Regions from separate parts of the Homo sapiens genome. Here region 1 is linked to region 2. Evidence: chromatin loops called from intact Hi-C (ENCODE). Cell type or tissue: heart right ventricle. All regions are shown on one strand. Each heading gives the region's core, and the rest is flanking DNA. Links, peaks and the distances in the headings are about the cores only.

Evidence for each region. A loop is a pair of places that touch in the nucleus more often than their neighbours do. Peaks named below come from ENCODE experiments on the same cell type or tissue, not always from the same donor. Only the 100,000 strongest peaks of a DNase experiment are listed, where the experiment ranks them.
Region 1: it touches region 2 in a loop (4-fold over the local background); 1 of 110 quality-filtered maps calls a loop at or near these places.

The regions. Positions count from the first base shown.
Region 1 is chr9:7,848,948-7,864,488 of GRCh38, forward strand. No RefSeq gene overlaps it. Among named protein-coding and RNA genes, the nearest start is that of DMAC1, 57 kb to the left of the region's middle. In heart right ventricle, for the core only: no CTCF peak of the experiment used is centred there; no DNase peak of the experiment used is centred there.
Region 2 is chr9:7,901,767-7,917,307 of GRCh38, forward strand. It overlaps LOC105375971 (a long non-coding RNA gene), which reads right to left. Exons shown (of 5, transcript XR_929463.3): 5 at 12,778-12,975. Among named protein-coding and RNA genes, the nearest start is that of DMAC1, 110 kb to the left of the region's middle. In heart right ventricle, for the core only: no CTCF peak of the experiment used is centred there; a DNase peak (open chromatin) is centred at 8,876.

The DNA of each region.
Region 1 (15,541 bases), core at 3,990-7,989, 56 kb before region 2:
TAATAAGAAATTTTAAAAGGACTTAATTAAAGAGTGCTATGGTTAAGAGTCAGCTTAATTAAAAGCAGATATTCAAGCTCTAACATCCTGGACTCCTTGGTAAAAACAGGAGGCACCAGAAACCCCTTTCTTGGCCCTGTTCTTCCAAGGACTCCACCATAAAGCAAATAACCAATTAAGAAACTTAAAAACTGACAAATGAAAAATCTTACAACTACTGTAGTAATCTTCTTCTGTCTATCTGTCTGTATAATTACGTATGTGTTGTGCGTAATGTTGATATAAAAGAACTCTAATTAATTGGCTTAAACAAAAATAAGCACTTACATCAAATATTTTGAAAGCAAGATAAAAAGTGTAATGCCTTTCAGTTAGGTGACTTAAGTAATCTTTGGGAAACAAAGATAGTTTTAAAAATTATTGGCAAAATAAAGACATTTGGTCTAAATTATGCAGATCAGATATTAAGTTTACTAAATGCTTTAAGGTTATAAACTGCTTCTTAGGCTTTTGAAAATTGTTCAATTTACCTACCCTGGAGACCTTAGATTCTAGATAAGGCCTGGGGACATGTGGAGTTAGCCACACCTGCTAGCTATGCTGGAGAGTCAGCCCCTATCTGTACTTCTGCCTGGTATGTCCTAGACTAGGCTCCACACATAGTACACAATGAAAATCCCTTACCTACTAAGGTTTTTACCAAAAGGAAAAGTTGCTAAGAGTTAATATTGTCGTATGTAATTGAGACTACTGAAAAAATAAGTTTACATACAAGGTATGTAAGGAGAATAAAATGTGTTTTGATTATAAGATTATAAGAAGGTAAGGGAAAGTTAATTTTTGCCTAGGTTAGAGGGTTAAAGGGTTGTTTTAAATTAACTAGAGCTAAAGATTTGAACAAGTTGTGGTACAAAAAATAACTGTAAGAGATTCTGTGTGAGAACATATTGGCAAAAGTTAAAATGCCATTATTCGGCTTTTTTTTTTTTTGCCATAAATTGGACATTGGAATAAAAGCACAACAGAGTTTTCTTAGAAATTAGTTCTGCTCTGAGAGATTGTAAAGGGCTATAAGAGGTTTATAAAAATCTTACCTTATGGTCAAACTAATTAAAACTGAATAGATTTATAAAATGTTAAAACTAGCTTTAACGTTAAAATATACTAATGAAAACATAAAATTTGTTTTTCTCTTTTAAAAAGGATTTTTATGTAATATTAAAAGATAATGAAAGGTTTTTTTTTTTTTTTTTACCTTTTAAGTAAACTACAAAAGCAAAAGAGGAGGAAAGGAAAGAAAGGAGACAGAGTCAGTTGTCCTCATGCTATCTTCATTGGGTCTTGTTTGGAAAGCTAAGTCTCCTCTCTATCAAAATAATGTTTTTTCCTTTTAAAAATTTTTGAGTTATCATTTTGGCTAAATGAATGACTTATGGTAACCTAAGATTCTATTTTGTAATATACAATGTTTTAAACCTTTGGTATTTAACAAACCTTTCAAAGTCAAGCTCTAGATTATCATGCTAAATCAGCCAACACTAAAATTGTTAAATAAACAATTTGAATGCATTCCATGGTCTAAGTCAAATTACCTATGATCAATGCTATGCACCTACATTGGAGAAACAACTGGTAGTCAAGAGGACATAAGTCTAATGTTAAGCATGGACTCATGAAGAACCAGGACAGCTGTCTTGTCCTTCCTGAGTCCTTAAAGCTTTTGTTACTAAAGGTTCTGCATTCCATGACTCATCATGGGAAAGATAAAATAATCCAAGCTGAATATATTGACGTGGTGACTTATAAATTGTGGAAATAGGTTAAAACCAATATTTGTTTCCATATTCCTGGAAAGACAATCAAAGCTTCAGGTACATTTGGCTGCCTGATGGGCTATTTAAACATTTACAGAGGGATTTCATTCAATTATCATTTTCAATGCATGTTTTCTGGTTGTATAGAAGTTTTCCCATGCAAAAGGGTTGATGTTGTAGCAACGGTAGATTATTATGCTACAGTGAAATTTCACCAGGCTAAAGAAATCTTTTTATGGTTCACTGAGGACAATCCCTTCACAATCTAAAACTCAAAGATTAGATCTTCTGAGAACCTCAGAGAAAGACTGTCCTTTCCTTCCACACTACAGCAAAACTTTGGAGACTTGAACCTTGGGTTCATAATCTCACAACTGAGAAAGGTTCCTCCACACTCCTGGAACTGTACACCCTTTGGAGCCTTTAAGGAAAACTAACCAGGAAAGTTTCTCCCCAGAAGAAGATGGCATCCTTGATGTGAACAACTTTTCCCAAGATCACAGATCAAAACATCTACTGCTATGAGACTCTTATCTTTGAATTTTTTTTTTTGTTTATGCCTCTATGAGCAATTTATAGGGTATACTTTTATTTGTGAAGGATTTTGCAGCTAGCGTTATACATGAATAACCTTATACTTTAATAGATAAAAGATGAAGGCCCAAGATAGGTGAGAAACTTTAGCGGTATATACATTGCCTCATAGTCAGTCAAAACTTCTCTTAACCCACATCACAGATTAAAGAGAACATTGCCAGGAGGCCTTCACTCTTCTAGAAGGACATCGTTTGTTAGGTCCTTTTTCCATGGTTTAGAATAAAACAGGCAATGATTAGAATGTCTCCCTCATAATAGGTTTTACAGAAAATTCTACTTTAAAGGCTATCCTTATACAACAGAAATTAAATTCTCTTGTGAAAGTTACGCTAAATAATATAATTGATTAGACAGAGAAGTACCTGTGTAGCTGATGACACTTACGGTCTGTAGAGAAATGCATCAAATGTAGATTATAAAAATTCAGTTATGGTGGATTCATGAAAAGACCACTTAGTCAAGTGAGTAGACTCTTCATCTAGCTCATTCTTTATTTAATTTTACATGGTTTGGTTTATGGGGACACTGGGTAAGGAGCATACTCCAAACTCTTGGTATTATCTTCCCGATAGTCATAATAATAGTCTCCCTGGTGTGCTGTATTCTCTCAAAGACTTTAAATGTTTGCATGCAGCCATCCCTAGAATGTCAAATGGTCTGTCTTCAACTTGAATGATAAAAGCTGAAAGAAATGTGTGACCATAAGGACACCGAAACCTATGAATGACACACTGAGACTGGAAACCCAAAATGATGGTAACTGAGAGTGGTGCTAAGGCCCTAAGTTTTGGTCACACTGTCACCTAAGTGAGAACCTGGCCAAAAAGGGGGAATTTTTCTTAAACAAAATTGGCCATTATTTTGGACTAAGCTTATGCGGTAGGCCCCAACAAACCAAACCAAACTAAAATGGAGTCACTCATGCTAAATGTGACATAACCAAACTAAGGCTTCAAGAAAATACATAGATCTTAGAACAAGCCAGGTTTTGTTTTTTCCTCCTGTAAACAGGATGTTCCAGCGTAGGGAGGAACCCTCTACTCAGTCCTTATTCCCTCCTTGCAAAACCCACTGTTCTACTGTCTCCCAGTGGGTTTCAAAACCATATAAGTGCATGTATGATAGTGATAGGAACATCAATGACTACGGTTTTGGTCAATCTTTCAAAATTGAGAAAATGACCAAAAGGGGGGAATTGTTAAAGCAAACTAAATATGGCCTGAGAAGGACTCTGTACTTCTATATTTGAGGCCTTGTGGGTGAACTGTAACCTAGCTTAATAGTCAGACAAAATTGAAAACCTAATTTAATAGTGTGCATCTGTAACAATAGCTGAGTGTTGGCCAATCCCAGTGGCCATACTTCAACCACTCATAGACTGCTGAGTGTTCAAACTGCGTTCAAATAAGGCAAACACCAAGCTATAAGCAATCTTGCTGTTTCTGTACCTCACTTCCGATTCCTGTACATCACTTTACCTTTTTTGTCCAAGAGTCCAAAAGCTGAAGAACTTGGAGTCTGATGTTCGAGGGCAGGAAGCATCCAGCATAGGAGAAATATGAAGGCCAGAAGACTCAGCAGGTCCAGTCCTCCCAACTTCTTCTGCCTACTTTATTCTGGCCACGCTGACAGCTGATTAGATGGTGCCCTCTCAGATTGAGGGTGAGTCTCCCTCTCCCGGCCCACTGACTCAAATGTTAGTCTCCTTTGACAACACAGTCACAGACACACCCAGGAACAATAGTTTGCATGCTTCAATCCAATCAAGTTGACACTAAATATTAACCATCACAAGTATGCTTTGCATTGTGCCTGTTGATATTCTCAAATGCAATCAACAGTAAGTTATTATGTAGTGAGAGTCTTTCACTTACTTTGGCCAATGCACTCCTTTGAAACACTTATGTTTCACTTCAAACCTATAGCCAGTTGCTATCCTTACTGGAATTCACTTGCTAGTGGATTGGGGAAGATGGTTTTCCCTACTGAAAACCATAGCATGTCCTTGGGATCTCTTGATTTTATATGCATCTGTGAGTTTTGCTTTCTTAAGTATGGTTTGACTCTGATGCTGAAGTGGTTTGCTGCTAGATGTAAGGGACCTTCTTGCAAAAAAGTATTGGATTTCCCATTGTGTGGCAAATTAAGTAATACATGAATGCTTATAGTAGGCCAGGTGCCTAGTATGTTTATGAACTATGCACTCGAGTGATTTATTCTTCCTCTCTTACCTCTTACAAGAAGAATATCATCAAGTAAATACAAATTAAATCCAAATAAAACTTATTCTGACTATTCCCTTTGAATAGGAATGCATTTTTCCCAAGAATAAATGCATTTTTGAGGTTTCTAAGTTTTGAGGGCAAACACAAAACTTGTCACTTACAGGAAGATATAAGAAATTTCTTTAATAAACTTCCAGACATTGCTATTTTAACTTTAAATTCATACTTACCTTTCCATCTATTAAAGAAAAAATTATTTATGGCACTTATTAAAGATGATAAGGAAGACATTAATTAAAGGGGTCTGCAGTGAGGTCCACTGCAATGAGGTCTTGCAATGGAGAAGAGAAATTGGGCTTGACTGCATCCATAAAGGACAAATGTGGATTTGTAGCCAAGTAGCATGATGAGGTCAATAGATAGACAATTGGTAAGAGGAAACATCAGAGATGAGGGAAATTATTGCTAGACTGACTCAACAGAATTCTTGCTGAGGGCAACCCAGGGTGATAAGATACTGGGGTGGAGAATGAAAACAGGTACCAAAGGTGGGAGATTCTTACTAAAGTGGCTTAGCAAGGTTCTTGCTCAAACTGGGTTCAACAGAGAGGGAAGCCCAAGGTCAGGCCTGTAGAGTAGGGGGTTCAGAAGAGCCTGACTCAAGTTTGGTCAAAAGAGAGAGTCTGTCACATCCATCCATTTATCTATCACCCATCTATGCATCCAAATGGCTATTTATTCAACAAGCCATTATGACCAATTCTCCATAAGATTGTGAAAAATTTGATCTTTTGGCTTCTTTACTAGAAACCCAACTCTGTTAATGCTGGAGGCTAGCTAGGTACGTTGATGGAACTGAGAGTCCTATCAAAAGCTGATGTAAGGTGTACCTACCACAGAGAAATCTATGCTCCTTGTTTTTGGTCTCTTTCTCTGGCGCAGATAGATAGGTATCATCAGGGCATTGCCTCTTTTAGCTTGCCCCCCACCCGCAGCCCCCAAGCAACTTAAACAGGGAATCATCTCCCCCCAAAAAATCAAGAGAAATCATCAAATAAGGACTGAGAAACACAAAGAGCCATAAATGGAAGAGTATTGTAGAATTATTGTGCACCTGACATTGGAAAAATCACTAACAGCAACATCTTAAAAAAACATTAATTATGAGCAGACACACCTTTAGGTTCAATCTCTTCTGGGATTCAGAGGTCAAAATATAAACAAAGAATGAACTGTTATTTAATCTTTTATTGAGCCTGTAATATGTATCTGGCACTGTGTCTACATTTCATATGTTTTATTTCACTCGAATTCGAATCCATGCAACAACCATGTGTCATAGGGACTATTATTATTTTCACTTTACAGATGAGTTTACTGAGGTTGGGCGTGGTTAACTTGTCTAAGATGACGAGGTAGTAAGCTTCAGAGTCCACTTTCAAGCCTTGGTCTGTTTCCATCAAAAACTTTCTCTTTTCCTTTCTATGATCCTGCTCCTGTTTTGCAACTCTATGCCCATTAATTTTAAGATTCACCTCTTTTTATTTAAAGAGATATGCTTTTAAAACTTTTGTTTAAATCAAACATTAGTGGGACTCATAATATTTTAAATAAACTTTGATGGAGGGAAGCAATGCTACTTAAAATAATCCTAAAATTACACTTGCTATGAATCAAAAATTCTTTTGATGATGTGCATGATTATCCTTATTTATGTTTTTTTACTCCAAATTTTAGCATTCTAATGTTCTAAAACTGGGATATACTTATAAAGGCCTTAGTGTGGGCTATCTTGTGTCAAATATCTAATTTTAAAAATTAACTTGTTTTCTTAGATTTTTTTTATAGTTTGTGAGCATTATATAATGTAAAAATAATCCATTAAGTGACAATTTTGAACACTATTTATAAGGTGATGATGTTATGATAGGTATTTTACATATGTCATTTTCATCCTTATAATAGATTGTAAGGTAGCAGTAATAAATTCCTGTTTTACTTATGTAGAAACAAAATGCAGAGAAATTTAGTAACTTGCTCCAAAGTCACTGGTCTATTAAGGAACATGCCTGGGATTTATTCTTATGTCTGTCACAGGTAAACCATATCTTGTTCCCCCATAGAAGCCTGTTTTTCTAACACAGTTTATAGGGGTTGCTAAGAGAAACACACAAACTGATGGGTTGTGATTTAATTAACACTAAGCCCTCATGGTATTTCACTGATTCTAACATTTTCACTTTTTCATATTTTAATATTTCCAAAATTGATGTGTATCTGAATCAATAGCATCATAATATTGTGTCATATTTTTACCAGTAGTAATTTTTCTTTCTTTAATGATACATTAAATGATAGTATGTCTTCCAATAAATGACGTCTTAATTCAGTTAAACATGTACATATGTTTATTGAATATAATGCAGTTTTTTGTAATTAAAGATGTATTACTTGACCCTTCTTCTAAGCTCACTGCATTTTATTAGAACTCACACCAAGACTTGGTTTTTCAAGGCATTTTTTCTTGTGACTCCTCCTCACTTCCGCATCAATCCTATCATATTCTTTTATTTAATGATGGCTATATACTTACTGTGGTTGGATTTCTAAAAAAGAAGGCTTTGAACATTAAAAAGTTGGATTGAGGACAGGTGCAGTGGCTCACGCCTGTAATCCTAGCACTTTGGGAGGCTGAGGCGGGCAGATCACCTGAGGCCAAGGAGTTCGAGACCAGCCTGGCCAACATGGTGAAACCCCATTTCTACTAAAAATACAAAAAGTAGCTGGGTGTGATAGAAGGCACCTGTAATCCCAGCTACTCAGAGAGCTGAGGCAGGTGAATTGCTTGAACCTGGGAAGCAGAGGTTGTAGTGAGCCAAGATCATGTCACCGCACTCCAGCCTGGGCAAGAGGAGGACTCTGTCTCGGAGGGAAAAAAAAAAAAATTTGGATTGAAAGAAAACATTAAGCAATCTGCAAATATTACCAGGCCTCCTAGACATTGTTAAGTGTTGATGTTAAAATAAAATATATGAGGAAAAGAGCTAAATACTTACTTGCTAATCTGTTGACATGACCTTAATTCAATTTGTCTAAAATTAATCTCCTCTTTCTGCCTATCTTTCCAAAACAATTCCCCTTCCCAAATTGGTAAGACTGCTATATGCTGAGAATTTTCCAGTTGTATCTCTCTTCCTAAAACCTTAACTCTTAGCCATTGTATCTGCTTTCAAAGTCCTCCATAGTCATCTGGGATGTGTCACCTTTTCATTCTTATTTCCCGCTACTCCCCAGCACAATCTCAACAACTTCTTTTTCTTATATTCCTATCAAAATCTTTTAAGATTGAGAGCCCAATCTTGCATCTGTAACTCATTGGCTGTTTACATTTGTACAAATCACTTAACCTTCTTGAGTTTCAGATTCTTAATTTGTAAAATTGGGAGAGAGGATGCAGGTCATGGATGTGGAGGTGCCTGAGATATCACTAAGTTTCTTTCCAGTCTGAGACTTTTTTTTTTCTTTCAGTTCTACCTTACACCCCGTGTCCTTCACGATGCCTTCCCCAACCATAACAGTACATACTAACTTCACTTCTGTGAACTCTTACACCACTTGCAGCCTATGCTACTCAATCTGTTACTGAGTTATGGATTGTCTTAGACCATTCTCTTTTGTTCTATAAAGTTTCAGCATTATCTTTCTAAATGGACCCTAAGCTTCTCTAGGTCAAGAACCATGATTTAGGGGTCTTCGATGTGCCTATCACTTGAGTCAAAAACCTTAAAATAGTAATGGGCTCAGGGAAGAAGCTATATACTTTTGATGGATTATTGACTAAAAAATAGAACAATTCCCATGTACCAAACTATGTGAGCTGAAACAATCCTGTTCATCTATCTAGACTCAGATAAGACATTTCCTCCTCTGTAGGACTATGCTTTGTTCATCTTTTCATTCCCAGCACCTAGCACACAGCGAGTGGTCAATAAATATTGGTTGAGAGAATGAATGAGTGAATATCCTCTGCTTTGAGAGCTTTTATTAGCCATTTGGTTTATTGAAAATAGTTTATTCTCTTAATTTATGCACCAGCAAAACACCTTTCAAGTCTCAGGTTTTCATCCAAAGATTTAAATACTCCCTTTCAAAGTATATTAATCTGCGTAATCTTTTGTTACTATTATTATGTCATGTAGTCCAATACATTGTATCCTCAACAGAGTCTCTGTACTAAGAAAACACTTGCCCTTGTCTAATCACATCTGCGAGTAAGCAAATATTAGCAAAAACTCATAAAATCTTATTGTTCCCTTTGGGTAAATGATGTCAAACTTAGGGACCACTGTTGCCATTTATACATATGAATCACAAATTTACATTGCCTCTGGACATCATAAATGGCCTGTGTCATATAATGTGAGTAAAGACTCTGCTTCTTCTAAGAAGGGTCAGCATGAATAATCAACTCAAAACAAGACCTTAAAAGCATTTTGATGTTAAAGGTTGCTTATTACAGCTCAAGTCCTAAGAGTAACACACAATTTTTACCTATTTAGTTTGATTCCGTAGGTTTTGGTTGCTTGTAAAAATCATACTGTGCAGTAAGGAAAGCTAAAATGGCTTTTCTGAATAATAGTCAGATCCATTATGATTCTTGACTGCAAGCAACAGAAATAGTTTTTGTCTAATAAAAGGGAATTTATTACCTCAGAATGGAGGATTCACAGGGACTCTGGGATGCTGGAGGATGGGATTGAGGACAGATGGGAACCAGCAAAACTCCAGAAAACAGAAGGTAGAAACCCCTGCTGTTATCTCATAACCTGAATTGTCTGGAAGGGCACCACTGACGCCTTTGCTGAAATGAATGTACTTGAGTCACTTGTGCAAAACTTTTCCTGGTTCTTCCGTGTAAGAGATTTGCCTAGAATTATTCACCCTACAAAATTACATACAGTGAAGGTATGTATATGTATGTAAAGGTATTGTCCCAGTACAAATCAGGGTGCTATTATAAAGGAGAATGCATATTGAGTAGCCCCAAAGTGCCAAAAATTTACCACAGTAAGTGCTCAGAAATACAGGCTTGCATTTGTTCAGTGCATCATTCATTCAGTCAATAGACTAACGTTATGCATGTCTACTGTTAGCTGTTGGGCAGAGAGCTTGACATCTGACCTTGAAGAAGATACCATCTAGTAGGTAGGGGAAGCCTATAAAGAAACAGTGTGATTAGGGTCACAATTACTCATAAATAAAGTGATAAGGAAACTCGGAGAGCAAGTGTAATGAAAGGCCGTGAAGGGGAGGAAAAAGAGTCTTGGACGTGGAGTTTTTGAAGCTGAGTTTGATTCTCTGTTCTAGTAACTAACAGTTCTAAAACTTTGAAAAGGTCACTTATCATCTCCAACATTCAGTGTCTTCATCTGTAAAATGAGAAGAATAAATGGTCTTTGTAGGATTGGGAGAGGTAAATGAGATTGCATATATTTAACTGTTTAGCATTTACCAGGTATTTGATAGGTGGTCATTGATTCATTCATGTATTCATTCATTCATTCATTCACAAAATAGAAAGTGACTGACTTAGCCTTGGCTCTACAAAGAAGGAGACGTAAGAAAATACATCTTTAAGAATGAGTAGGTATCCCCTGGATTGGAATGAAAGGGCATTCTGGCACATTCAAAGGTGAAGAAGTGATAAGGGCATGAGAATGTCATGAGGGGTGGCAAGATCAGCAAAGATGGACAGTGGACATTTAGGGCCATGTCAGGCAATGAGAGGAGAGTGATAGAGAAGGGATAGCTGATAAAAGGTGTTGGTCATGTTAAAGAGTTTGGATTTCACCCAGTAGTCCGTGCTTTTCAAAATGTGTTCCCTGTGCCTCCTACATCTAATTCACCAGGAGAACACTTAGAAATGCAGATTCTGGGGCCCTAACCCAGACTTCTTGAAACAGATCTCTGAGAGTAGCACATGCGCAATCCACAGTTTTTACAATCTCTCTGAGGGATTTTAAGACACTCTGCTGTATGAGAGACCCTGTTAAGGTAATAGAGAGCCAAGGAAACTGTTTAAGTGGGTAATCAAGAGCAAACCAGATTTTTGGATTCCATGCACTACATTTCTTTTACTTTAGGACTTCAGAGTGAATTTTATCCATCTGGGTAGGATTTTGATATTGTTGAACTAAACTTAACACATATGAGACAGAATCCCAGCTCAAATAATAGTATTCTCTTTTTACAGCCAAGAATCAGCCTAGACTGTGGAATAATTCTGTGGCAAATAAAACAGAACAAGATGGCTGATAATAAAAATGAATGATTTCAAAAAGCATTTAACACTCGAGGAGATGGAGCCAAGAGGAGAAGTATGCTTTTGAAAAGGGGGTAGAGGTGGGAGAAGGGGAAAAGAAAGCAGCATAAATTTACAGAGTTATGGTAAATGTCACAGAGAATTCAACAATTTTCTTTGCAGAATTTAGAAAATGAGCGCATATAATTCCAACTGGTTGCTATCACAGGGAATTTGAAAAGCACCCCGAGGCAATTCAGAGAGCTGCTTTTACATTGAAGCAGAATGAAATAAAACATCCATATTTCAACTAAACACACACACACACACACCCTTTCACTCAATGGCTGCATGCACAAAGCATTTAGTCACAAAAATATATTGTTAGGTTGAAAGTACAACAGGCAGGATTGCTTTCTCAATGCCCTCTGTCTATTTACCCAGGCCCCAAAGTCAGGACTGCAGATGTTGAACCAAAATCATCAACACGCTTCAATTCAACCTCAGACCTTTTTGGGGGGAACTGAATAGATTAAAAAAAAAGTCTGTTCCTTGTTGTTCTGATTTAAAGCCTTAAAATGGCATATGCATGGACTTCTGTAGTAGTTAGATGCTTATTTGCAGAGGACTACACTGAGGCACAGCCTGTGATTTCCAGCAGCACTGTGAGCAACACATTAAGAGTTTGAACTCTTTTGAACCAGCTTCTTGCTTTCATTCATTTGCTGAAAGCAAATCAGAAAGTAAAGTAAAGGAAAGGAAGTTGATAACATGCTTGAAAGAAGAAATTTCAGCACAATAATATGAAGAAAAGGCATAATATTTCTGAGGCAGAAGGACAAACAGATGTATTTTCATGGCTGCGGTGCTCTCAGCAACAGAAGTAAAGAATGTCAATAGAATTGATGATTGACCCAAATTGGAGGTCTCTAAGGAGTCACTCTTGGTCAAATTCATTGATTGATTCATTCATTCAGCTAACATTCATTTAGCCATTACTTGTGTCCTGCTCTGTGCTAAGTGGTGGGGATACACAGATGAACATGACACAGTGCCTTCCATCAAGGTGAGCACATTTCTGTGAGGGAGGCAAATGGGGAAATAAATATTTGCAAAACATTGTGTGTAAATGTGGACAGTAAGCAGGCAAATAGTTGCAAGAGCATTAGAAAGAAAATTGGAGGAACATAATACTTGAAACTGTATGTGTATGTAACAAAAAAGAGACAGCAAGGGAAGTTCATAAGAATGCCTTCATAAGGGGAAATTAATATGACTTTCTGACCAGTTTTAATGAAACATTGGGAGCTTGTTTAATATACTACCATTAAATATCATTCTTGTTATCACGCTGCATTTGGCTGGAACATGAATTTCGAAGATGAAGTAGTGTTACAGTAAGGCAGCTGGAATGTCATATGTCCTGTCTTGTAACTCCATGCTGCTTTCAGGATGAAGTGGAGAATAAAGGAAGGAAAATGTATGGTCAGGATCTCCATCTCCCTGAGTCAAGAATTTTTAGAAACTCAGATTACTTGCTTAATTGGATGGAATAAGCTCATGATCATATCTTCTTTTTATAGAGCCCAAGAGGTGATGGATGTTAGGGGAATCAGCTCAAATTAAACTTTAAAATTTGGAATATATGCCTTTTTTGATGACTTGGAGAATAGTAGATGATCTGAAGAAACTGGCATTTATGGAAAGCACCTAGTTTGCACCTAGCTCTGTGTCTAGAGCTTGGTATAATTTATTTCTCATATTATTACTACTTAGGAGGTTTATGGAAGTGACACTACTGCATTGAAGTTGTCTAAGCATAGACATCCTGGGATTCAAATCCCATTTCCTCAACTTATAAGTTGTATGATCTTGGACAAGTTACTGAACTTCTATGAGCCTCAGTTTTTGTTGTTGTTGTTTTTTATCCAAAAGACATTATCTTAATAGAATCTACCTCAATGGTTGTTATGACCATTAAGTGATTTAATGTAAGTGAGATGCTTGGAGTAATACCTTACCCAAAGTAAACACCAATAAATGTCAACTACTCTTACTACACTTAGTACTATATACTAATATTTCATTCTTAGTTGACCTCTGAGGAAGATACCCATTCATATTTTCTTTAACAATTAGCAAACTACAAATATAAAAGATAGAATTTGGTAAAGTATAGTGAGAAAAGGCTTAGACTAATCATTTTACTTAATGGTGAAATGCAAAAATCTTTTTCTCTGGGACCAGAAAACAGATAGGGTTGCATTTTATCACTGATACTATTGAACAAAGTAGTGGACATTGTAGGCAGGGCAGTAAGACAAGAGGAGAAGAAAAAAGGTTTAAGGACTAGAAATGAAAAAAATCCAGCTGTCACTATTTATAAATAATTTAATGGTGTACAGACTGGTACCCATCCTTGGCTTGTTAGGAACTGGGCCACACCACAGGAGGCGCATGGTGAGCAAACAAAGCTTCCTCTGTATTTACAGCCACTCCCCATTGCTCACATTACTGCCTGAACTCCACCTTCTGTGAGATCAGTGGTGGCATTAGATTCTCACAAGAGTGCAAGCCCTATTATGAACTGTGCATGTGAGGCATCTAGGTTGTGCATTCCTTATGAGAATATACCTAATGCCTGCTGATCTGAGGTGGAACGGTTTCATCCCAAAACCATCCCCCCAGCCACGTGTATTCATGGAATAATTGTCTTCCACAAAACCAATCTCTGGTGCCAAAAACGTTGAGGACCTCTGGTGTACATGAAAACTTCAAAAGAATTATTGGATTTAAAAGATGAGTTTATTAAGGTTTGTGGATACAAGGTTAATACAGAGAAGTCCATTGAATTTCCATATTCTAGAAATGAACAGATAATAAAATTTTAAAAAGACACCTTTTATTATAGCATGAAAATGCCAAATATCTAGGATAAACGTAACAACTGCAGAAAGCTATAAAAACTTCATTAAGGCAAATTAGATATTAGAAGACTCAATAGCGGCCGGTCATGGTGGCTCAGGCCTGTAATCCCAGCACTTTGGGAGGCCGAGGCAGGCGGATCACGAGGTCAGGAGATTGAGACCATCTTGGCTAACACAGTGAAACCCCGTCTCTACTAAAAATACAAAAAATATTACCCAGACGTGGTGGTGGGAGCCTGTAGTCCCAGCTACTCGGGAGGCTGAGGCAGGAGAATGGTGTGAACCTGGGAGATGGAGCTTGCAGTGAGCCCAAGATCGCGCCACTGCACTCCAGCCTGGGCGACAGAATGGGACTCCGTCTCAAAAACAAAACAAAACAAAAAAGCAAAGACTCATGAAGTCCTTGCCCATGCCTATGTCCCGAATGGTAATGCCTAGGTTTTCTTCTAGGGTTTTTATGGTTTTAGGTCTAACGTTTAAGTCTTTAATCCATCTTGAATTGATTTTTGTATAAGGTGTAAGGAAGGGATCCAGTTTCAGCTTTCTACATATGGCTAGCCAGTTTTCCCAGCACCATTTATTAAATAGGGAATCCTTTCCCCAATGCTTGTTTTTCTCAGGTTTGTCAAAGATCAGATAGTTGTAGATATGTGGCGTTATTTCTGAGGGCTCTGTTCTGTTCCATTGATCTGTATCTCTGTTTTGGTACCAGTACCATGCTGTTTTGGTTACTGTAGCCTTGTAGTATAGTTTGAAGTCAGGTAGCGTGATGCCTCCAGCTTTGTTCTTTGGCTTAGGATTGAGTTGGCGATGCAGGCTCTTTTTTGGTTCCATATGAACTTTAAAGTAGTTTTTTCCAATTCTGTGAAGAAAGTCATTGGTAGCTTGATGGGGATGGCATTGAATCTGTAAATTACCTTGGGCAGTATGGCCATTTTCACGATATTGACTCTTCCTACCCATGAGCATGGAATGTTCTTCCATTTGTTTGTACCCTCTTTTATTTCGTTGAGCAGTGGTTTGTAGTTCTCCTTGAAGAGGTCCTTCACATCCCTTGTAAGTTGGATTCCTAGGTATTGTATTCTCTTTGAAGCAATTGTGAATGGGAGTTCACTCATGATTTGGCTCTCTGTTTGTCTGTTGTTGGTGTATAAGAAGGCTTGTGATTTTTGCACATTGATTTTGTATCCTGAGACTTTGCTGAAGTTGCTTATCAGCTTAAGGAGATTTTGGGCTGAGAAAATGGGGTTTTCTAGATATACAATCATGTCGTCTGCAAACAGGGACAATTTGACGTCCTCTTTTCCTAATTGAATACCCTTTATTTCCTTCTCCTGCCTAATTGCCCTGGCCAGACCTTCCAACACTATGTTGAATAGGAGTGGTGAGAGAGGGCATCCCTGTCTTGTGCCAGTTTTCAAAGGGAATGCTTCCAGTTTTTGCCCATTCAGTATGATATTGGCTGTGGGTTTGTCATAGATAGCTCTTATTATTTTGAAATACGTTCCATCAATACCTAATTTATTGAGAGTTTTTAGCATGAAGGGTTGTTGAATTTTGTCAAAGGCCTTTTCTGCATCTATTGAGATAATCATGTGGTTTTTGTCTTTGGTTCTGTTTATATGCTGGATTACATTTATTGATTTGCATATAATGAACCAGCCTTGCATCCCAGGG
Region 2 (15,541 bases), core at 6,794-10,793:
TCATCCGCATCTGAAGATAAGAGAAGTTGCTCTTTACACCATTGCAAGGATTCCAAATTTAGTGAGTGGTGCTTGGCCATCTAGGGCTTTGTGATTCCTTTATGGGAGTGCAGCAGGTCAAACTTCCAAAACCAAAGAGGGCCCATACAATCCAAAAGCGTACACTCAGCCCTTCCATGGCAGGCAAATCAAAATCCCCTGCTGAGTTTAACATTCTTGCTTTGTTCTCTAATCAGCAAAAATTCTTTTCCCCCCAAGTCAGTATTTGTTCATGCGTTTCCAGAGGCCTGGGAGGAAGGATATTATGCAGAGAACACACCCAAGCATATAACTGGATAGATTAAAAGATCCAGATGGACACCCAACGTACTCACATAAATACATAAAAAGCCAAACTAGAGCACTAAGTGGTGGCACTTATTGTGAAATGGTACTGAATAATGCCATTTCTTCTATTTCTAAACCAATTTAGATTTCAGGGCTCATTTGCAGCACTGGTTCCATAGCCATTGGTAACCCAAGGGACTTTCGTATACTCTTCTTCACATATATTAGTCTTTTTTCCTGCTCTTTTTAAAGGCATAAAACTTTTTAATGAACTTATTCTCACATCTTTCCAGTGTGGAGCCACCACTTCTTGAGCCCCTCATTGCAAAGCCAGGGGAAACAGAAAAGCCCCAAAGTGATTCTCATCTATTTTGAAAGCTGACCTTGGGGCATGTGTTCATATGAACACCTGGAGGCATTTGGACATTGTTACCCTTACTCACAGAAACCACCTCACAGGTCAAGACAAACATCAAAAGTAATGAAAAAAAAAAAAATAAGGCAGCAGCTCAAGTGTTTATTGACTACCAGCTGGGAGCCAGGTATCTCTGCATAAGGTAATGATGATTTGGGGACGCCTTTGATTTGTGTTCTTTTCACCAAATTAGGGTATTTGAAAATGTCACAAATAATTATTTCGTCAATGAACCAAAGATGTTAATTCAGTACCAGGTCTCATTATGAACTAAGACAAAAGATTTGGAGATTTATCCTGAACCTTCAGACACCGGATCTCCATGCTTGCACAGGGTCTTGTCTGGGACAGTTACTCTAATACATGACCCAGAAGCAATAAGGATATTTTATATAGGAATGTATTCGTAAATATTTTTATACTTTAAAGTATTTTTTTCAGAGTTATTTTGGCAGGAAATCACTATATGCTAAAGTATTCCACATTATGGAAGGTAGAATGGGGACACTGGGAACACCATTGTTTCCATCATCGAGTGGAAAAATGAGAATTCTCAACACTCCAAGATGAATAGGAATGTAATGCTATAGCTGGAATGTTTTTTTAAAGTGGCTGACATGATTAGAGTATGGAAACTAATACATTAAGGAAACTCCAGTAGTCCAATTTGTAGACACAGATGCCTTGATATCCCCATAGAGTGTCTTGCATTGTAGGCACTGAATATAGGCTTTTGGAATGATGATTGAATTAAAGTCAAACAACAAAACAAAGACTGACAAAAATCCACACATTTCCAAGCACACTGGGAACCATTTGGATGTGCAAATAGGCTATAATATGAGCAGGTATCAGTTCTCACGTAGCAGAGAGGAGAGAATCAGACTTGACCAGGAAGTCTGGCAATCCGACTTGACCGGGAAGCACATTACATTCGGTAATGTGCCAAGGTGACGTAGCTTTGTTACCCGAGATGAGACCTTTAGCTATGCTAGTGTCCTCATCTGTAAATGGGTGTCACTTCTTTCAAGCAACAATGGCTTAAAGAGTTGTTGAGGTTTTGAAATTATGTGTGTCATAATTTGTTATTTTTTTGGGGTCCTAAACAAATATAATGGATGTGTTGATGGTTAAACAAGTGTTTATTTAAAAGTATTCCTGTGGAACGCTATTCTTTTGAGACAAGATTTAAAAATTAAGGCTATGGGAGGAATGGGGAGGAGCTATACTAGGAGTCAGCGTCTCCAAATCTCCAATTTTTATCTAGAAGAGATTTGTTTCATATATTTTATATATGCTGCACTTTCACATAGATTTCAGCTAAAAAAACAGTTCTACTGATTAAAAAATTTTGAAGACCACTGAATTAATCCTTCTTATTTGGGTTTGGAACCATGAAAATAAGAAACAACCCAAATGTCCATGAAGAAAAGAAAGGATATGCAATGTATAGTATAATCATATAATAGAATACTACTGAGCATTGAAAAGGAATGAACTACTCATACATGCCGCAATATAGATTCAAAACATTATGTTGAGCTAAAAATAAAAGTCACAAAATAGTACACACAATTTCATTTATATAATGCTAATTATACATTTAGGCATCTCGCTCTAAAGTGCTATTGACCTAAAAGAAGTACAAGAGAACTTTTCTGGAATGATAGAAATGTTATATATCTTGATCTGGCAATTGATTATTAAGATATTTCAAAATGTTCTTGAGCTCTACACTTAATATTTGTGCAATTCACTCTATATAATTACTACCATGATTTGAAAAAGTAGGCTCAACTTATTGGTTTTCTGGTCATCGTATAGAAAATTAATGGAATCAGTTAAGTTCCAGAGAGATACAGAGGGAAACAGTAAAAATGTATCCATCTCTCTCTATGATGAAGTCTATCTCCCCACTTCTAACTCCCTAAACACATACACATAGACACACACAAAATGTACACATCCATACCCACACTTCTTCATTAAGCCTATTTGCTTTCTTGTCCCCTTCCTCTTCTCCGTTTTTGTTCTTTCCAGACTACTAGATTGCTGGATGTTATAAAACTCATTGAATAACACCAATACTTATTTTCAAAGTGATTTTGTGTTTTCCTATCCCATAAGAATCTCTGGTGGATAGAAAGATGCATCAGCATGCAAAAAATTCTAGTCCCCAAAACATATTTTCCTAGAAAATTATTTTACTTATAACTTTGATATAGAAATCTATTTATAAACACTCAGAAATGCTTATATATAAAATAATAGTTAACATGTATGGAGCATTTACTATGGGCCAAGTACTAGTCTAAGTAATTTGTATTGATTAACTACTTATTTTTTCCAAGAAAGTGTTAAGGCAAATGTAGATGAGAAACTGAGCCACAAAGAGATTAAGGAGAAACTGAGCCACAAAGAGATTAAGTAACTCACCGAAGGCAGTAGGTGGGGAGCTTCAGTATGAACCCAGGCAGCCTGGCCCCCCACTCAACCACCATGTGTGCAGACAACTATCTCTAAGCAAACAGTGTATTCACTTGCAGCTCTAAGTGCCCTCTGAGAACCTTAGCTTGCAACTGGATATTCTTACTATTGTGTCCTTTCTGGTGACTTTTTTTCAAAAACTTTTCAAACCTATAGTCTCAACTGAATTGGTGTTCTCAGGTGATACTATCATATAAGAGACCAGTAAATTTTCCTGAAAGGCAATGCAGTGATCAACAACAAAATAGAAGGCATTCGTGTGCCTGGACAGGCTGAGAGACATAACACCAGCGTTAGTTTAACCTTCTGAGCAAAGCAAAGGAACCATGACTCCTTAACCAGCTTTGTAGTGCTGAGCCCAGTGTGAGGCACAGAAGGTCAGCTGTTTGATCAATGTGTGTTATGTAGAGATCTAAATCACAGCAACTGTCTTTATGCCTTGTATGAGATTCCTAGGGTTGTTGTAACAAAGTACTGTGCTACAAACTGGGTGACTCAAAACAATAGTAAGCTATTGTTTTACTGTTCTGAATGAAAGAAGTCTGAAATTAAGGTATCAGGCAGGAGAATAACCTAAGTCTCTAAGGGAGGATCCTTCACTGTATTTTATAAAAATTTTATTTTCAATTGACAATAATTGTATAGATTTATGGGGAACAATATGATGCTTTGATATAGATTTCCATTGTAGAATGATAAAATTGAGCTAATTAACATAGCCATCACCTTAGATACTTACTATTTTTTGTGATGAGAACAATTTAAAATCTATTCCTTTACCAATTCTGAAATATGCCATACATTATTATTAATTATAGTCACCATTCTGTGTAACAGATGGCTAACATTTATTCCCTCTGTCTAACTGAAAATTTTACCCTTTGATCAACATCTCCCCTTTATCCATCTCTACCTCACCTCCCTAGCCTCTGGTCACCACCATTCTACTCTCTAATTCTATGAGTTCAATTGTTTTAGACTCCACATATAAGTAAGATCATGTGGTATTGGTTTTTCCACACCTGGCTTATTTCACTTAGCAGGTTCATCCATTTGTGGCAAATAACAGAATTTTCTTCCTTGTAAAAGGCTGTATTGTGTTCCATTGTATATGGAAGCAACCTAAGTGTCCATCGACTAATGAATGGATAAAGGAAATGTGTTCTGTGTACACAATGGGATATCCTTCCTTGTCTCTTCAAGTTTCCGGTAGCCCCAAGAGTCACTTGTTTTGCAGCTGCATCACTTCAGTCTCTGCTTCTGCTGTCACATGCTGCTGTCCCTGTGCATCTGTGTCTTTCCACCTTACGAGGACACGAGACACTTTAGATTAAAAGCTTACCTCAATAAACTTACCTTAACTTGATTATATCTGAAAAGGCCTATTTCTTTCTTTTTTTTTTTTTTTTTTTTTTTTTTTTTTTTTTTGAGTTGGAGTTTCACTCTTGTTGCCCAGGCTGGAGTGCAGTGGCATGATCTCAACTCACTGCAACCTCTGCCTCCCAGGTTCAAGTGATTCTCCTGCCTCAGCCTCCAGAGTAGCTGGGACTACAGGCGCTGCCACCACACCCGGCTAATTTTTGTATTTTTATTAGAGATGGGGTTTCACCATGTTGGCCAAGATGTTCTCGGTCTCCTGACCTTGTGATCAGCCCGCCTCGGCCTCCCAAAGTGCTGGGATTACAGGCGTGAGCCACCACACCCAGTCACACAGGCCTATTTCTAAATAAGGTCGTATTCATGGGTACTGGGGATTAGGACTTCCACATTGCTCTCTGAGGGACACAATTCAACTCTTAACAAACCTGAACCACTGCAGTCTTACAGTTTTTCCGCATACCATTCCTTGGTTATAGTTGTTTTCCCCCAAATTCCATCTTCATCCTTCCTCTCCCAAAGCTCTAATTTGCAAAGGCATCTGAGCCATCCCCAGCAAACCCAGTTTTCTCACTGACACACTGTCATTACTTCACCTCTCTCCTCAGTAGCTTAGTCATCTCTGGAAAAAGACTTTAAAAATGAGTTCTCTCTCTTTGCCCTGAAACCAAGTTCATTTTGCTCTCAAAACTCCAGGCTAAACAGGACCTTTGAGATAAATTTTGCATTAGTTTATTTCTACAAATGAATATTCCATAACACACTATTTAATGTCACTGGGCAGCCTCTTACTCATGCAGTTGCCAACAAATTCCCACCAAGTTGATGTCAGAATGTGAAATTAGTGACTAATAAAATGAAACAGACAAAAGGAGAATGCTGAGTTATAGAAGGGATAAGCAGGATATATGAATATCATTAGCTGTTCCTTAAAAAACATTTATGTGATTACATGAATGTGAAAATGCAATGCAGTATTTTAGAATTTCACCAGTCAATGGAATGCTCTGAAACAGATGGACTGTGTGACTGATGATTCAATAATTGCACTCATTAAAAATGTTCACGCTTTTAATTTCTCCACAGCCTTCATTCCCCCAACCCATTCTGTGAAGAGCTGAGGAATGAAATGGTTTTGCCATTGTCAGCAGATAGATAATAATTGAATTTGCTTTGATTTCCTGGGGTGCCCCTGTCCCACCTCTGTGTTCCTGACTGACAGCTCATAAGTCCAGTAAAATATTGCAACCAACCCTAGCTGTCTCAAAGGCAAGAGATATCAGGCGATCATCTTCCGACTGCCTTTGTTATCTCACACAATATCCTACCTCACACATAGATAGAGTGTGGGTTTGTGTCTCCCCATGTTTCTACACCACAAATCTCAGGCATGGAAAATTGAACTGACAGCTTTGAATTCAAGTTCCCTACTTACAGCCAAGAATAAATCAGAGTGTGAATGGGAGGTAGGCGGTGGGTGGGAGGAGTCAACAGCTGCAGCAGTGATGTCAAGATGGGTAACAGAACTCAAATTGAATACCTATGGTTATTGCCATGTGCCTGTAGAAACCACAACATCTGTAGAGCAATACAATGGTTTAGAAAAGGCTTAACACTGCCTGAAGTAGCTCAGTAAGAATAAAACTTTTTTTCTCATTGTATTCATTTATTTGTTGCATTCATTCATTCATTAGTCAAAAAGAGCATTGTCCATTAGCAAGAGATTCTGGTCTGACTCATACCACTAACCAGCTGCATATCCTTTACTTTGCTGGCTTCGTTATGCTCAGGCCCCAGCTCTAAAGCTCTAAAGCTCTATGATTATATAAAATATTGGCTGCTTACTCATTGGAAGGTGCAGGTGGCAAAGAAACACTGGCTACCGTACTAGTCCTTCTTCAGAAGCCCACATTCTCACTGGGGAGATATGGCATAGTTGCATACACAGTAGAATAACATCCTAGAAGCCAGCTGAACTCCCTTACCCAAAGGTGTGACAGTGAATGTGTTGATTTCAGGGAAAAGAGATAAAGACCTTGGGGTCAGGGAGGTTTTAGAGTAATGGTCTTTGAAGCAGGGATAGCATTTTGAGAGATAGGGAAGAGGAAAGGGGGCATACTTGGGACAATAATTTGAATAAATGTTCAGGATTTGGGATGAGTCAGATATCTTAGGCTAGATTAATGAGTGGGCAGGTTGACTGTTGCAAAAGTTTCGTGGGGCTAATAGGGCTTGCTATAGAGAAATACCAAGCCCCCAATATAAGGGAGAACTCTAAGCCTCTTCCCCAACTTCCTTAAAATCTCTATTCAGGATTGAAAGGGATTGAGTTCACATAAAGAAAAGTCTTAAATGCCACATAAAAGATTAGAGTCTGTAAGCAAAAGGGTGTCATTGAAAGCTTGTCAGAGGAGAGTAACATATGATTAGGGGAAGCATGGGAAGTTTCAGGACAGAGTAGCCTGGAGGATGGATCACAGGAGGTTGGACTAAAGACAGAGCGCTTACCTCGGGAAGTCAGTATTATTCTAAGTGAAGTAACTCAGGAATGGAAAACCAAACATTGTATGTTCTCACTCATAAGTAGAAGCTAAACTATGAGGATGCAAAAGCATAATAATGATACAATGGACTTTGGGGACTCTTGGGGAAAGGGTGGGAAGGGGGTGACGGATAAAAGACTACAAATTGGGCTCAGTGTATACTGCTTGAATGATGAGTGCGCCAAAATCTCACAAATCACCACTAAAGAACTTACTCATGTAACCAAGAACCACCTGTTCCCCATAAACCTGTGGAAATAATTTTTTTTAAAAAGAATAGAATCCATAGCCAAATAAATTTACACATGAATAGAATAGAGGTTTTGGGATGATCCTTAGTTTAAAAAAAAAAAGGTCAGGTATGATAAGGACTTAAAAAAGAGCAGGGCAGAGGAGAAAGAAATGAATTTGATTCTCCAACAACGTTCTCCTATTTGCAACCTTTGCTTTCCCTTTTATATCAAGATTCAAATTTGTCATTGTGTGCTCAGTGTCAGTTTTCCTTTCTAGACTATCAACTCCCAGAAGGGCACTATTATGTCTGTGTTTTTGGAGATTTTTATCTCCAGTGCCCAGCATGGTGTTTGGCCCAGAAGAAATATTCAAAACATTTGGGGAATAAAGAAATGCAGGTAGAAATGAGCAACAAAATCCCATGAGGCAAAGAATTTTTAACTTGGTAAATGGGAACATGATGACAGGAACAGAAAGAGGTAGAAATAGCAATGTTGGAAGAAAAACGATGCTGGAGTTGAATTTGAAGTGATGTCAGGATATCCATGTGGAAATGTTCAGAAGGTCAGTGGAAATATTGGATTGTTTGCTGAAAAACTGCCAGTGTGTCCTCCTTTAATACAGAAAAATTGAGCCGGTTGGCTGAAGTCCTTTGATTTCCAAATTCCATTCAGCAGAGAATACATCTGAGGTCATGGACGTCAGTGTTTTTAATGTACAATAACGAAGAGTCACAGTTACCTTTTTTTCTCCCGATCCTATGTCAGAAATTTAATACCTACTTTCATGCCATTTTTACTTTTAATAGAGACTTTTTGGTAAATTAAGATTTTGGCTTTTTCTTTTTAATATATGAAGCTATATCTGGAAAGTCCATTGTAGCAGAAAGTGAAAGAAAATGTATTAAGTTAGAGAATACTTTGTATTTACTAGATATATTAACATCTCCCTTTTTTCGGGGTAGTTTTGTGTCTACCTTTGGATTCCACAAAGAAGATTAATGGTGAGAGAACTGGTATATTTTTTAGATATAGTTTAGTAAACTTTGATGTCACATTGACCTAAACTTGAATTCTGGGTTTCACTACTTCCTACCAAGTTACTTAACCATCCTGGACCTTAGTTTTCTCATCTGTAAACTGGAGTTTCTATTGCCTACCTAACAGATTTTGTGAATTGTAAATACACATTGCTTTGGGTTGGGAGTAGTAGCCCCACACAAACACTTGTCCACATGTCAGAACCTGGAAATGTGACCTTATTTGGAAAATAAGGTCTTGCAGATGGAAGAATCTCAAAATGAGATTATCCTGATCTATCTGGGTGGGCCATACATCCAGTGACAAGTGTTCTTGTTGACACATGGACACAGAGAGTAGAGGAGAAGGTCATGTGAAGACAGAGGCAGAGATTGGAGAGATTAGGGAGACTGGATTGATGCAGCTGCAGGAAATGCTGACAACCACATGAAGCTGGAAGAAACAAGGAAGGCTTTTCCTCTAGAGCCTCCAGAGGAAGTGCCGTGCTGCCAACACTTTGATTTCGGACTCTGCTCTCCAGATCTGTGAGAGAATAAATGTCTGTTGTTTTAAGCCTCTGGTTTGTGGCATTCCCTAGGAAATAAATACACACACTTAACTAGTCACTCAGTAAATTCCGGTACTAGCCTCTCATTCTTATTTAAACCACCACATTCCAAGCCCTCTTGTATGAAAATAAAATAAAATGATGGTTAGAAGTATTCCAGTAGAGTAGAGGAAGAGGCCACATAAGAATGTTTGTGCGTGATACCGGTAACATGAGAAAGTACTTGTGAGACATACGGGGTGCACAAAGAAGAGAGCAATACCAGAGAAAAGAAGATAATGAAAGGGTAAAGCAGAAATCAGAGTATGAAAGAAGGAAAAGCAATGTCACCTCCACCCCAACCCCTGTCCTCCCTGTCTCTTAGGGTCCTTCCTTGGTTGTCACTCAATGGAAACTGGAAGGAAATGAGAGAAGTATTAAGGAAAGGAGAACCACAGATATTTCAAACTTGCCCTCATAACATGTCAGAGCTGCTATGCCATTAATCTTCTCAGGGTGGAGAAACTGAGATATGGGGCCATTGTCAAGGACACTTTCATTAGGACCAAGGTCTGTTGGCTTCTAACCTTCAATTCTCAAGATTGTGCAGTTTCTGCTGAAGATCCAATATCTATCACTCATTCTTTCCTCTTTTGCTCAGCTGTCAAATGGAAACTTAACAGAAGGATTAGGTATAATATAAGATACTGCAATAATCACAGCAGTTGCAATCCCTGCCACAATACAACATTGTTTTTAGTACTTTAGTGATTTGTCGTTTCCAAAGAGCATTTATTTAGCAGTAATTTTCTATGTATTAGTGGCCCACATGAAAAAATAAAAATAAAACAAACAGGTATAAGACACTTTAAAATATTATTATAAATATTAATATGCTATGGGGGCATGGTGAGAATGGAAAGAATAAGCTCTTCCTGCAGTCCAAACAAATGTATTAATAGAACTCAAATAATGGAGTCTATCAAATACCAAGTGATTGGAGATATTTCTATAATTTCTCCAGAAAACAGTATCTTCTCAGGTCCTTGACAATCACAGACTCTGTCAGTGTCTTGTCCCCCCAGTTTGAGAAGTGGTTCAAATGGGTCAGGACATTTCCGTAGAGTCCCAAGAGAAAGGGAATAGTCTCTTGCCAGGTGGTCAATAGTCATCCTGATAAGGTGATACGAAAAGCTGCTACATATGTAACGTTGAGTCTTGTTGTTTTGTTTTGTTTGTTTGCTGTTGTAGTCACACTTGGTGACCCAAAAAGTATCTTCTTCCCCCTACACCTCTTGTCCACTGCAGGGAAAAAAAAGAGACTAGCATTGTGTTTCTGAAGATACTGTAAAGTGTTTAAGCAGAAAACAGCCAGACCTCAGAAGCCTTTAGTGTAGATTTTGTGTCCAGCCTGCTTTTGAATGGACTCATGGATTTCTGCAGTGGCCATGGTAGCCTTGGGCCCAGGACTCTCTCCAATGTCTTGGGACATGTAAGCCCCTGGGGCTTTTCTACAGTCTTAACTCAGAGGGAGAAATGTTTTAAAAAAAAGACTCTTCTGACCTATCTTGGCAAATGGGAAGCTGAGAACAATCAAGAACTGTGAAATATCCCATGTTGTTGTGAAACAAAATTCTTAGTTTTAATATTGGCCTCAAAGGCAGAAGTAAATGAACATTTGTCTAGTGTTACAGACTGCTATTTAGTTATACCAGATTCTGTTTGTGAGAATTTTTCAAATAAATTGACTCATTGTTCCCCAGTGGAATAGATCTCCTGTACAGCAGTCTTCCCATCCCACAATATTACAAGGAAGGTTCTGCAAGCACCACCCTCTTCCTGACATTCTGGTGATGAGAGTTAATGACCGCTTATGTGGGACACATGAAATAACAGAGGTTAAAAGTTATCAAAGCGTGCCATGCATCTGAACAGATTATGGGAGCTTTGGCAGAGGATGACAGCCCTGATACTCTCCCAGTCACTAGACAAGTGAGCTGAGTCCCTGTGTCAGGATGGGAAAGGCAGATGCCCCCAAGGGTGTGACAGATCAAAGTGGGCCAAGTCACCCTGCGCTTGTTAAAGTGTTTTTCCTAAAAGGAAAACTTTAAAACATTAAAAAAAAAAACAAGAAAGAAAAGGAAAAGAAAAGATAGCGTATATTTCCATGAAAGAGAGAAAGAGCCGAGTGACCTATTTTACCACTAATGTTTCTCCCATGCAAGAGTCCCTATGCTTCCTTTGAAGAACCATGGAGGGTTTGTAGGAGCCCATGTCCCCCCAGACATTGTGGGAAAAGTTCTGTGCATTTTTTTCATAACAGTATTTATAAACTTATTACCACAAAGAGTTGAAGAAGCACTTGGATGGAAGGGATTCATTATCTCTCCTCTCTGAGCTGCATTTATTAACACTGGGCCCAAGAGGGATAACTTAGTTCTGTGGCTCAATGTAGAAGTGAAAATGAAATCAGGAATCTCTAGACCAGTAGTCTCAAACCTATTTGGCACCAGGGACCAGTTTCATGGAAGACAATTTTTCTATGGACATTGTGGGTGGGTGGTGGGAGGGGGATCGTTTTAGGATAAAACTGTCCCACCTCAGATCATCAGGCATTACATTCTCATAAGGAGCATACAAGCTTAGATCCCTCGCATGTGCAGTTCACAATAGGGTTCACACTCCTATGAGAATCTACTGCCACAGCTGATCTCACAGGAGGCAGAGCTCAGTCAGTAGTACTCCTTTACCCGCCACTCACCTTCTGCTGTGTGGCCCGGTTCCTAACAGACCACGGGCGCCTGTCAGTCCATGGCCCAGGGATTTGAGACCCCTGCTCTAGACTACCTGTTGAAGTTTACTTTTTGTGTCCTGTGACTCTGTGCTTTCTGGGAGCCATGCATTATGAAAAGTACCTCATGGTGAAAATTGACTCACTGCAAAAAGTCACCTCATTGGATATTCATTACAAGCCTGTGAGAAAACTGTTTTTACTCCACAGAAAAATAAACTCAGAACAGAGAGGTTTGGTAACTTACCAGAGGCCACAGAGTCAGGAATGAGCAAGCCCAAAATCCAACCCCAGGTTTGTGAATTCCAAAGCCTGGACTAGTTCTACCAATCCACTCTTCTCAGAGCGCTCATGTGATAGCTTCACAGGTGTCTCCCATTCCTGCTCAAGTGGATTCAGATTCCCCCAATGGAGGGTTTTATAAGTATATATTAGATATTTCTATACTTTTAGTATTCCCTGGTGATTTAGAATCCAGAAAGGAAACATAAATGTATCTGATTAGAAGCAGTGGGTGACTGTGACTATTCTAACACGTGGTCTTATTCACTTCAGCTTAGCTTCAAAGAGGGTATAACTGTGTCTACAGGGTGCAGGTTCTGGTGACAGATTCAGGTGCCTGAGTGTCAGCTCTAGCTCAGTCACTATCTAGCACTGATGCTTTGGGCATGTCACCTTTCCTGTATCTGTGTCATTATCTGCCAAATGGGGGCAATGACCCACTTCCCAGGGCTACAGTGAAAATCAGATAATGTAATTAAGAAATACTCCGGCTATAACACTGAAGGTGACATTGATAAGACATACAAATATTTTACGCAAGGCACCTGATGGAGTATTTTTGGTGCTTAATTTCAAAACAGTGAGCTCCCACATTCCTTTCTGATTTGTGTTTGTCTCCACAGGTCCCATAAGAATTCCATAAGCATGAACTACTGAGGAAACAGTAGATGTATTCAGATCTATGCAGAGGTCATAACACACTCCAACATGCAAACATATGTGTATGGAGGCAGGTCACCATTTAATATCCGTGTTGTGAAAGAATAACTAGAAAATCAAACTGTTGTAGTCTGTTTGGGCTGCTCTAGCAAAATATCTTAGAATGGGTAACTTGTTCATTCTTGTGGAATATATTGTTCACAGTTGTGGAAGTCCAAGAGTAAGGTGCTAGCAGATTTGATGTCTGGCAAGGGACTGTTTCTTGCTTCAAAGATGGTGCCTTGTTGCTGGTCCTCATATGGAGAAAGACAGAAAAGCAAAAAGGATGAACTCATTCCCTCTAGCCCTTTTGTAAGGACACAAATCCCATCCATGAGGGTTGAGCCTTTATGGCCTGCCCAAAGGCCCCACCTTCCAACGGCCCCATGTCTTAATACCATCCCCTTGAGGTTTAAGTTCTAAATTATGAATTCTGGAGGGACACATACATGAAAACCATAGCACAAATGAATGATGTTACCAGGTAATGATTTATTGTCAGAACTTACAATTTAATTATGAGGAATAATAGCATGAAAAGTATTTACCGTTACTTGTAAAATTCAAGGCTTGTTACAAAGCAAACAATTTAATAATAGTCATAATCGAAGTAAAAGTCTTTAGAGGACTACCTCCCAAAATGTGTTCAGCAGAATACTAGTGCAATATTGCAGGCAAATAATTTTGGAACATTTATACTATGGTCATTTCATAAAAATGTAGCACATTAAGACTTTGATTAATCCTTAAAGAAATAATTTCATTTAACTATGTTTAAATCAAGATTATTTGTCTCTAGAGTATTTCTTATTTTACTCCATCTGCCCCCTTTTTATGAATTATATATATCTAACATTCCATTGAATAAATTTTGGGAAATGCTGATTTGACAATGGAAGAATAAACAGAAATAATCCATACTTTGGCTTACTGCTGTTATGTAACTATGGACATAGTAGAATTCCATTATAAGCTAGTACTTTGTGGGAAACAAAACTACTTTATCAACTTTTGATGTTGCAGAAGTGGAGATACTCTATACAAAAATATTCTTTGGGTACATACGACATTCGGTCTCTTTAATGAATATGTAAAGAGCCACAATAAATAGAAAAATGGTGAAAAACTGATGAATTAACAATTAAGGAGTGCAAACACGAATATCATTTAAACATGTCTCATAATAAATACAAAGTAAGAGTAGCAGGTACGCTTTTCACTTATCAGATTGTTAAAAAATACTATAATAATCTATTGGAAATAGTGTGGAGAAAATGATACTTCCATCCATTGTTGAGGGAAATATAAATTAGCATGATGTCTATAGAGGGTGCAATGGACTGAATGTTTGTGTACCCTCAAAATTTATATGTTAAAATCCTACTCCCAATGTGGTAATTTTCGGAGGTGAAGCCTTTGGGAAGCAATTTGCTTATGAGCGTGGAGCATTCATGAATGGGATCACTGCTCTTATGAAAAAATGTGAGAGGCCAGGCATGGTGGCTCACACCTGTAATCCAAACACTTTGGGAGGCTGATACGAGAGGATCACTTGAGGCTAGGAGTTTGAGTCCAGCCTGGGAAGCATAGTGAGACCCTTGTCTCTACAAAAAATAAAAAAAAATTAGCTGCATATGGTGATGTGAGCCTGTAGTCCCAGCTACTCTGGAGGCCTAGGCCAGAGGATCACTAGAGCCCAGGAGTTCAAGGCTGCAGTAAGCTATGATTGTGCCAATGCATTCTCACCTGAAGGAAAGAATGAGACTCTGTCTCAAAAAAAAAAAAAAAAAGAAGACATAAGAGACCTGCTTTTCTCTCTCTCTCCTCCATGTGAGGATGCAATGAGAATGAGAAGTTGGCAGTCTGCAACTTAGGAGAGGGCTCTCAGTAGAACCACACCAAATTCTATGTGTCCTTCAGGCACATATAACTTATTAACATAACTATCACTCTTAGATTGAATTGGATGTTAGATGTTAGTAATGGATCATTTGGGAGGTTTGAAAATAATGATAAACCATCTTCAATTTAATGTGGGGTTGAGATTTTTCAACAGAGGAACTGCCGAAATAACCAGGCAGAAAATCGAAGCCATTGAAGGCTCTCTTTTCTAGAGCTTAAAAGGATAAAGGGACCTTTCTCAACTGTGACTTTATCCCTCCTTCCCAGATGTTCAGTGGAAGTAAACAACAGTACTGGGTTTTTAAGACGTACTATGAACTGGGAAATGGCAGTCACTGCCCTTATTTCATTAGGGAGAAGATTACATCATTAGCCCTGGACACCTGAGGGGGAATATTCTCCCTTTTGGTATAAAACTGTTCATTACAGAAGGGAATCTAATGTAAATTCCCAGTAGCCAAATTATATCACTTAAGACAGAAACCTTTCCTTTAGGTGGTCTCACTTTTGTTGCAAACTGAGACAAAAAATTCAATAAGAAACAAATGTCCAGTGGCTTTAGGGTTTGTAATCTTTCAAGACTGGCAGGTCTGCTTGTGTTTGAAGATCAACCTAATGGGTATAAAGGTCACTGTGCTCAAATAGCTATAATTAAGAGAAAGGAAACTGATCTTGTTAGATCACAGGGAAATGGCTAGGCTCTGCAAGATTTCTTTTTTATTCTGTATAATTAAATCTTTCAAGGCAAAGGACAACAAGGTATATGTGGACATATGTGTGCAACAATATTTCTATCGATAACATTGATTTCATTTAGAGACAACCTAAGCCTTATTGGAAGTGAGTTCATTTAGTCTAGTTCAGGCAACTTCCAGCCATATCTTAACTGAAATAACACAATATCGGTGGTTCAGCCTG